Regions from separate parts of the Homo sapiens genome. Here region 2 is linked to region 1. A link is an interaction called in ENCODE POLR2A ChIA-PET data of the cell type or tissue named here. Cell type or tissue: GM12878. All regions are shown on one strand. Each heading gives the region's core, and the rest is flanking DNA. Links, peaks and the distances in the headings are about the cores only. Region 1 overlaps RHOH (ras homolog family member H). Region 2 overlaps RFC1 (replication factor C subunit 1).

Evidence for each region. Peaks named below come from ENCODE experiments on the same cell type or tissue, not always from the same donor. Only the 100,000 strongest peaks of a DNase experiment are listed, where the experiment ranks them.
Region 2: POLR2A ChIA-PET joins it to region 1 with 12 read pairs; 2 of 35 experiments call an interaction of 5 or more read pairs at or near these places.

The regions. Positions count from the first base shown.
Region 1 is chr4:40,220,385-40,224,785 of GRCh38, reverse strand. The region is part of intron 1 of RHOH (ras homolog family member H); the gene reads right to left. Among named protein-coding and RNA genes, the nearest start is that of RHOH, 26 kb to the right of the region's middle. In GM12878, for the core only: no CTCF peak of the experiment used is centred there; no DNase peak of the experiment used is centred there; H3K27ac peaks cover 823 bases.
Region 2 is chr4:39,355,425-39,359,825 of GRCh38, reverse strand. All of the region lies in intron 1 of RFC1 (replication factor C subunit 1), which reads left to right. Among named protein-coding and RNA genes, the nearest start is that of RFC1, 8.7 kb to the left of the region's middle. In GM12878, for the core only: no CTCF peak of the experiment used is centred there; a DNase peak (open chromatin) is centred at 2,586; H3K4me3 peaks cover 1,368 bases; H3K27ac peaks cover 1,384 bases.

The DNA of each region.
Region 1 (4,401 bases), core at 141-4,140:
GAATTGAGGTAACTCGAGTTCTGTTCCGGGGTTTCTACAATCACTGTGCTATCATTGTTTATGTCTAATCTGCAGCTTAAACTCAGGACTATGCTGTGCCATAGAAGCTGAAGATGCAACTTGGCCCCAAAGCTCTAGTGAAAGCTGTACACACCATTAAGAACTTACTCTGACTTTTTCACTGCCAGCGCATGGTGATAATAAAAAACAGACCCACACTGGTTTTATTACTGTTTTAAAATTCTATATAAATGATATACCCCCTTACTTCCTGTACTTAGGGGGGACCCCTTGCACCACTCCATCCTTTAAGTCCTTGCCAGTATCTATTAAACTTTTAAATGCGGAGACCTTTTAATCCAGCAATTCCAATTCTTTCAACACGTTGTACTGATGTGTCTACACAAGTAGTCAAGATATGCAAGAATTTCCATTGCTACATTATTCACGACAGCAAAAAAAGAACTGGAAAGATCTGAAAGGTCCATTAAGACGCAGGGGTTAAATTAATTATGCCATATCCATTCGATAGAATCCACTCAGCATTAGAAGGAATTAGGTCAGCCTGTTCGTATTGCCCAGGAAGGGTATGATATACAGACATACCTTACAGATATCGCGGGTTCAGTTCCAGACCACTGCAATAAAGTGAATCTTGCAATAAAGTGAGTCACACAGTTTTTTTTGTTTCCTAGTGCACATAAAAGTTATGTTGGCCAGGAGCAGTGGCTCGAGCCTGTAATCCCAGCACTTTGGGAGGCCGAGGCAGGCAGATCACCTGAGGTCGAGAGTTCAAGACCAGCCTGACCAACATGGAGAAACCCTGTCTCTACTAAAAATACAAACTTAGCCAGGCATGGTGGCACATGCCTGTAATCCCAGCTACTTGGGAGGCTGAGGCAGGAGAATTGCTTGAACCCAGGAGGCAGAAGTTGCAGTGAGCCAAGATCGTGCCATTGCACTCCAGCCTGGGCAACAAGAGCGAAACTCCATCTCAAAAAAAAAAAAAAAAAAAAAACAAGTTATGTTTACACTATACATGATGTCTAAAAGTATACATGGCTTAATTTAAAAATATTTTATTGCTTAAAAATGCTAACAATACAGCCTGGACAACACAATGGGACTCTGTCTAGATAAAAATTTTTTTTTAATTAGCCAGGTATGGTAATGCACACTTGTAATCCCAGCTACTCAGGAGGCTGAGGTGGGAGGATCACTTGACTCCGGGAGGCTACAGTGAGCTATGATTGCACCACTGCACTCCAGCCTGGGCAACAGAGCAAGACCCTCTCTAAAAAAAAAAAAAAAAAAAAAAAGCTAACAATCATCTGAGCCTTCAGCAAGTCCTAATCTTTTTGCCTCAATGTTGATGGCTGCCAATTGATCAGGGTAGTGGTTGCTGCAGGTTGGAGTGGCTGTGGCTATTTCTTAAAATAAGACAACAATGAAGTTTGCCACACTGATTGATTCTTCCTTTCATGAAAGATTTCTCTGTAGCATGAAATGCATTTTATCCACAGCAGAACTTCTTGCAAATTAGAGCTAATCCTCTCAAACCCTGCCACTGCTTTATCAAGTAAGTTTATGTAATATTCTAAATCTTTTGTTGCCATTTCAACAGTTTTCACAGTATATTCACCAGAAGTAGATTCTGTCTCAAGAAATTACTTTCTTGGCTCATCTGTAAGAAGCAATTCCTCATACATTAAATTTTAACATGAGATTACAGACATTCAGTCCCACCTTCAGCCTCCTCTTCTAATTCTAGCTCTCTTGCTCCTTCTACCACATCTGCAGTTACTTCCTCCACTAGCATCTTAAATCCCTCAAGTCAGTCATGAGGCTTGGAATCAACTTCTTCCAAACTCCAGTTAATGTTGCTATTTTGACCTTCTGCCATGAATCACAAATGTTCTGAATGGCATCTAAAATGGTAGATCCTTTCAGAAGATTTTAAATTTACTTTGCCTAGATTCATCAAAGGAATCACTATCTATAGCAGCTATAGCCTTACAAAATGTATTCTTAAATAATAAGATTTGAAAGTTGAAATGACTCCTTGATCCATGGGTTGCAGAATAGATATTGTGTTAACAGGCATGAAAACAGCATTAATCTCCTTGTACATCTCCATCAGAGCTCTTGGGTGACTAGGTGCGTTGTCCATGAGCTGTAATATTTTGAAAGGAATCTTTTTCCTGAGCAGTAGGTCTCAACAGTGGGCTTAAATTATTCAGTAGACATTGCTGTAAATAGATGTGTTGTCATTCAGGCTTTAGTTGTTCCATTTATAGAGCACAGGCAAAGTAGATTTAGCATAATTCTTAAGGCCCTAGGATCTGTTGGAATGGTAAATGAGTACTGGCTTTACCTTAAAGCAACCAGCTGCATTAGCCCCTAACTAGACAGTCAGCCTGTTCTTTGAAGCTTTGAAGCCAAGTATTGACCTCTTACTAGCTGTGAAAGTCCTAGATGGCATCTTCTTCCAATAGAAGGCCATTTTGTTTCCATTGAAAATTCTATTGTACACTGTAGCCACCTTCATCAATGACCTTAGCTAGATCTTCTGGATAACTTGCTGTAGTTTATTCATCAGGACCTGCTGCCTCTCTTTATACTTTGGTGTTATGAAGATGGCTTCTTTCCTTAAACCTAGTGAACCAACTTCTGCTATCTTCATACTTTTCTTCTGCAGCTTCCTCACTTCATTCAACCTTCATAGAATTGAAGCAAGTTAGGGCCTTGTTCTGGATTAGTCTTTGGCTTAAAGAAATTGTATAGCTGGTTTGATCTTCTACCCAGACCACTAAAGCTTTGTCCAAGCAGTAAGGCTGTTTCACTTCCTTATCATTCATGTGTTCCCAGGAGTTGAACTTTTCATTTCTTCAATAAATTTTCCTTTGCATTGACAACCTGGCTAACTGGCAAGAGACCTAGTTTTCGGCCTCTCTCAGCTTTCAACATGCCTTCCTCATTAAACTTAATGATTTCTAGCTTTTGATTTAAAGTGAGAGACACATGACTCTTCCTTTCACTTAAACACTGAGAGGCCATTATAGGTTTATTAACTGGCCTAATTTCAATATCATTGTGTCTCAGAGAATAGGGAGGCCCAAAGGGAGGAAGAGAGGTGGGGGAACAGCCGGAGCAGTCAGAACACGTACAACATTTATCCATTAAGTTTGCTATCTTATATGGGCATGATTCATCGTGCCCCAAAACAATTGCAACAGTAACATCAAAGATCACTGATCACAGATGACCATAACAGATACAATAATAATGAAAACGTTTGAATTATTTTGAGAATTACCAAAATGTGACAGAGCCATGAAGTGAGCATACGCTGTTGGGAAAATGGTGCCGATAGACTCGCTCAACACAGAGTTGCCACAAACCTTCAGTTTGTGTAAAATGCAATATCTGTGGAGCGCAATCAAATGAGGTATTCCTGTATTAGTAACTGAAAAAAAGCAACCAGTTGAACAATCTGGGAAGGGTTTTCCATTTATGTAGAAAGATAAATGTCCAAACTTTGTCTGGTGCGATCTATCTTCCCTTGCCGAGAAGGACATTGGCCCAGGCAGAGGAAAGGTCTCTGCAATGATGGGTAAATCGAGATTTACTGGGAATTCTCAGCTCACCTTTCACATGTCCCTCTATAGAATAAATTGTACTAGGAACATAGCAGTTACTCCCTCAATTGCCTAAGGGAGAAGAGGAACAAAGAGGAATAATCTAAGAACACAAGTTTATTCAGATTTTCTTAATTTTTTCAATCTTCTTTTGAAATATAGACATATGTACTTTTTATACAGATAATATTATAGATACATAGCAATAGGATAAAATATTTCCTTAGATGCTCAGCTTCTGATTAAGGATCAGAAAGATCAAGAAACTGAGCAAAACAAATATATAATGACCCTGAAACTACCAGGATATTCCAGAGCAAAATTCTTTTTTAATGGTTCAGTTCATTGCTTACGCATATATAGTGTTCTATTAACATGACATTTCAAATCCATAGAAGTCTAAAAAAAGGGACAGAATATCTGCCTTTAATTGTCTTTAAACTAGGCCTACTTTTAAGGAGCCTAATGGGGCAGAAGATAATAAAGAAAATGTTAATGTAGTTTAGACTAGGCCCAGAGGTTAAAAAAATTTTTTTTTTTACTTAGTTAATAATGTCTCTGATCCTCACTTTTTTTTCTCTATAGAAGAAATGATTTCATTTGGAGAGGTCATGCAATGGCCACACAAAGGCAGAATGGTGTGGCTGTACTTCATCACCATAAAGTACCATATAGCTAGGACCTCAGAGAATAAAATGCTAAATTAAAGAGAGGAGACGCAATGTTCTGCGTATAAATGACCTCACTCTCCGGTTCGTCCTGC
Region 2 (4,401 bases), core at 105-4,104, 860 kb after region 1:
TTTTGAGACAGAGTCTCGCTCTGTCACCCAGGCTGGAGTGCAGTGGCGCAATCTTGGCTCACTGCAAGGTCCGCCTCCCGGGTTCATGCCATTCTCCTGCCTCAGCCTCCTGAGTAGCTGGGACTACAGGCGCCCGCCACCATGCCTGGCTAATTTTTTGTATTTTTAGTAGAGATGGGGTTTCACCGTGTTAGCCATGATGGTCTCGATCTCCTGACCTCATGATCCACCCGCCTCGGCCTCCTAAAGTGCTGGGATTACAGGCTTGAGCGACCACGTATTGTATTATTCTTATGCCTTTGCATCCTCATAGCTTAGCTCCCACTTATGGGTGAGTGAGAATATACAATGTTTGGTTTTCCATTCCTGAGTTACTTCACTTAGAATAATAGTTTCCAGTCCCATCTGGGTTGCTGCGAATGCCATTAATTCATTCCTTTTTATGATTGAGTAGTATTCCATTGTATATATATATCTCCCACAGTTTCTTTATCTACTTGTTGATTGATGGGCTGAATGACTTTATATTTTAAAAGTGCTCAAATCATTGCATGGCACAGAGTGAGGCCTCTAGAAAGTTGTGTTAAGTAAACAAAAGAAGTCCTGAATCAAGGCAGTGGCAGTGGGAATAGAGGGGAGAAGACAGCAGTATTTGGGAGATCGTTTAGGTTGGATGATTAGGTGGAGGGCCAGAGGGAGGAGGAAAAGCAGTGGCCATGTTTCTGTTTTGGGTGAATGGTGGTGCTATGCATGGAGATGGGGAATAAAGGGAGAGAAGCAGGTCCCAGCTGAAGATAAATTTAGTTGAGGACATTATTAGTTAGAGGCACCTTTGGGAGATTTGCAATGGGATGGATTTGGCTGCATGTTGGCTGCATAAATATGGAATTCAGAGCTGGTCTGGAGAAACAGACACAAGATTTAGGAAGTATCGGTATGTACATAAGTGGTACTGGGGTTAAGTAGGTGTGAGTTAGTTCGCACAGTGTGAGTGTGTGGTTCCGGAGTTTTGACTTGGGGTTCCCAATAGGCTTTAGGGGAAAACCCCTAACATTGGATACAAAGTTTTGTGCATATGTTTGTTTTTTCGTATTTCCGTGGAAAATATGTGTAGCTTTCATCCACAAAAGCATAAAAACAATTGGCATGATTAGTGGGAGAGCACCTGCTTTGTTTCCTTGGCACACATTTTGGCTTATTTTAATAAATGAGCAACTTGTTGCAGGTGTTGACAACTTCCTTCACTAGCATATAAGCTCTGTAAGGGCAGGGGTCACAAGGAGAGGGAACTGCCATATAGCGCGTGGCTCACGGTGCGTTTTCCACAAATATTAGAGGAATGAATAATTACAAGTGAACTTTATATTTCCACTAAAAATACAAATAAACTAGAAGGTAAAACTTCCTGGTATAAAAACATCTCTCGCACTGTTGCATGACTTTATATCTAAGCTATTAAAACACTTAGCGACAAATAATATTGCCTAGAGAAATACAGTTATTTTATTATGTTGTAGGTCTATTTTCAGTTTGGACTTAATTTCTTTTTTTTTGAAACGGAATTTTGCTCTTGGCCAGGCTGGAGTGCAATGGTGCGATCTCAGCTCACTGCAACCTCTGCCTCCCAGGTTGAAGTGATTCTCCTGTCTCAGCCTCCCTAGTAGCTGGGATTACAGGTGTGCACCACCATGCCTGGCTATTTTTGTATTTTTAAGTAGAGACAGGGTTTCTCCATGTTGGTCAGGCTGGTCTCGAACTCCCAACCTCAGGTGATCCACCCGCCTTGGCCTCCCAAAGTGCTGGGATTACAGGTGTGAGCCACTGCGCTTGGCCCAGTTGGACTTTATTTCTGTGTTCATTTAAGTAGTTTAAATTTGATTTTTTTGGCTCAGAAGTCAGTTGTAAAAAGCTAGCTTCTGGGCCGGGCGCTGTGGCTCATGCCTGTAATCCTGGCACTTTGGGAGGTGGATCATGAGGTCAGGAGTTTGAGACCAGCCTGGCCAACATAGTGAAACCCTGTCCCTACTAAAAATACAGAAAAATTAGCTGGGTATGGTGATGGGCACCTGTAATCCCAGCTACTTGGGAGGCTGAGGCAGGACAACTGCATGAACCTGGGAGTTGGAGGTTGCAGTGAGCTGAAATCGCCCCACTGCACTCCAGCCTGGGCGACAGTGCAAGACTCTGTCTCAAGGGAAAAAAAAAAAAAAGTTAGCTCCTGGATGAATAAAAACCATAATCGGAGTACATTAGCCCTGGTGAAAATGTCAAAATTCTGAAATAAACCATTAGATCAGGCATAAACAGTCTCAAATGCTTTAGTTATCCCAGTTATGCAGGTATGAAAAGATGCTTTTTAAACTTAAATTAGATAATTATTTCCATTTGCTATTTTAATATGCCTGTGTTGATTTGTATTTTTGGATCAGGTACCTGGAAACTTCTGTGATAGAGTATTTCATTGAATGCGTAGTCTAAAGCTCAATGATAGTAAATATTATGACTTCAGAATCTTATTCTTCCCTCTTGCCACAACAGCAGTAGAAATGGGTCTTTTTGCTGTCATGGGAGTGGCCTCTCAGGTAGACTTAACAGATACTGGGGTGAGTAGGGGAAGTAGTTTCTATTCTCTATTTCTGTTCCCTCAGTGTGCTTTATTTCTTCTGTTCTTTCTTTTCTGTGCTCTGCTTTGTTTTCTAAAGATGGATTAAAGAAAGATTAGGAACAGAAAGTAGAATGAAAGCTTCACAAGAACAGAGACCTAGCCTGTTTTGTTTATCCCAAGCATCAAAAATAGTTCTTGGTCCATAAAAGGCTCTGAGTAAATATTTCTTGAATGGATAAATGAATGATTGAATGAAAAAAGTTGATGCGGGCTCTTAAAATTCTTCCTAGCTAGAACTTGTTACTGTTCAAAAGTTTTTCAGACCACACTTATATTTCACTCACCAGTGTTTTCCTCAGAGAAGTTTTTGAGACCCATGCTAGACTGTTAAATTAGTAACATCAATTATAAATCTAGAGATATTTCTGATTTCTTTAAAAAAGTTATTAGTTTGACTTAAAATAAATTTTAAAGAAGAGGAAATGTCCTACTAAAAGTGAAAGTATATTTTTGTTTTTTGTAGCCACAATGTTTTAATATGAGAGTAACAGAAAATCAATTATAGAAACTCAGTTTTATTAACTTAGCTCAGAAATAATATATAATCAGCATTAATTTAATACCTTCTTAAAATTTCTTAGGTAAAGTCATAGCACAAAGTTAATCCCAATTAAAAGATTCTTTTAATACATAATCTTTAAAAACAAATCTACCATTTATTTTGGTTTACATAATCAAGAACCTCTCTTTCTGAGTGCAGTTGTGAAGGTCAGTGGCCTGAGGAATAACCGTTCATGTGTTCAATGAATTTTTTTGTTTTTAAGACGGAGTTTTGCACTTTTTCCCCAGGCTGGAGTGCAGTGGCGTGATCTTGGTCCACTGCACCCTCCACTTCCCGGGCTCAAGCCGTTCTCCTGCCTCAGCCTCCTGAGTAGCTGGGATTACAGGCACGTACCACCAAGCTCGGCTAATTTTTGTATTTTTAGTAGAGATGGGGTTTTGCCATGTTGGCCAGGCCAGTCTGGAACTCCTGACCTCGTAATCCACCCGCCTCGGCCTCCCAAAGTGCTGGGATTACAGGTGTGAGCCATCACGCCCTGCCTACCATTTCTTTTAGAAATGAAATTACTGGGCAAAGGGTATGTACCTTTAAAATTTTGGTAAGTGTGGCTAGATTGCCTTCCATAAAGGTTATACCAGTGTTTTTTTTTTTTTTTTTTGAGGTGAAGTCTCGCTCTGTCACCAGGCTGGAGTGCAGTGGCATGATCTCGGCTCACTGCAGCCTCCACCTCCCGGGTTCAAGCGGTTTTCCTGCCTCAGCTTCCCAAGTAGCTGGGACTACAGGTGTGTGCCACCATGCCCAGCTAATTTTTGTATTTTTAGTAGAGATGGGGTTTCACCATGTCGGCCAGGATGGTCTCGATCTCTTGACCTCGTGATCCACTCACCTCGGCCTCCCAAAGTGCTGGTATTACAGGGGTTAGCCATTGCGCCCAGCCAAGGTTATACCAGTTTTCACTTTTATCAGCAGTATAGTGCGTGAGCATCTGTTTCCCCACATCCTTGACAGATATGGGCATTATCAGTCTTCTAAAACTTAGGGGAAAATGATCAAGTTTTAACTTATCTGCTTATTTGTGACATCTAGCATTTTTTATGTGTGTTGGCTATTTGCATTTCTTTTATACTTTGCCTATTAGGAGCTTTTATTTATTTTTTCTATTGGTTAGGTTATCTTTTATTGATTTGTAGGAACCCTTTTACAAGTTTTGTGTGTGTGTGTGTTTTAAGATAGG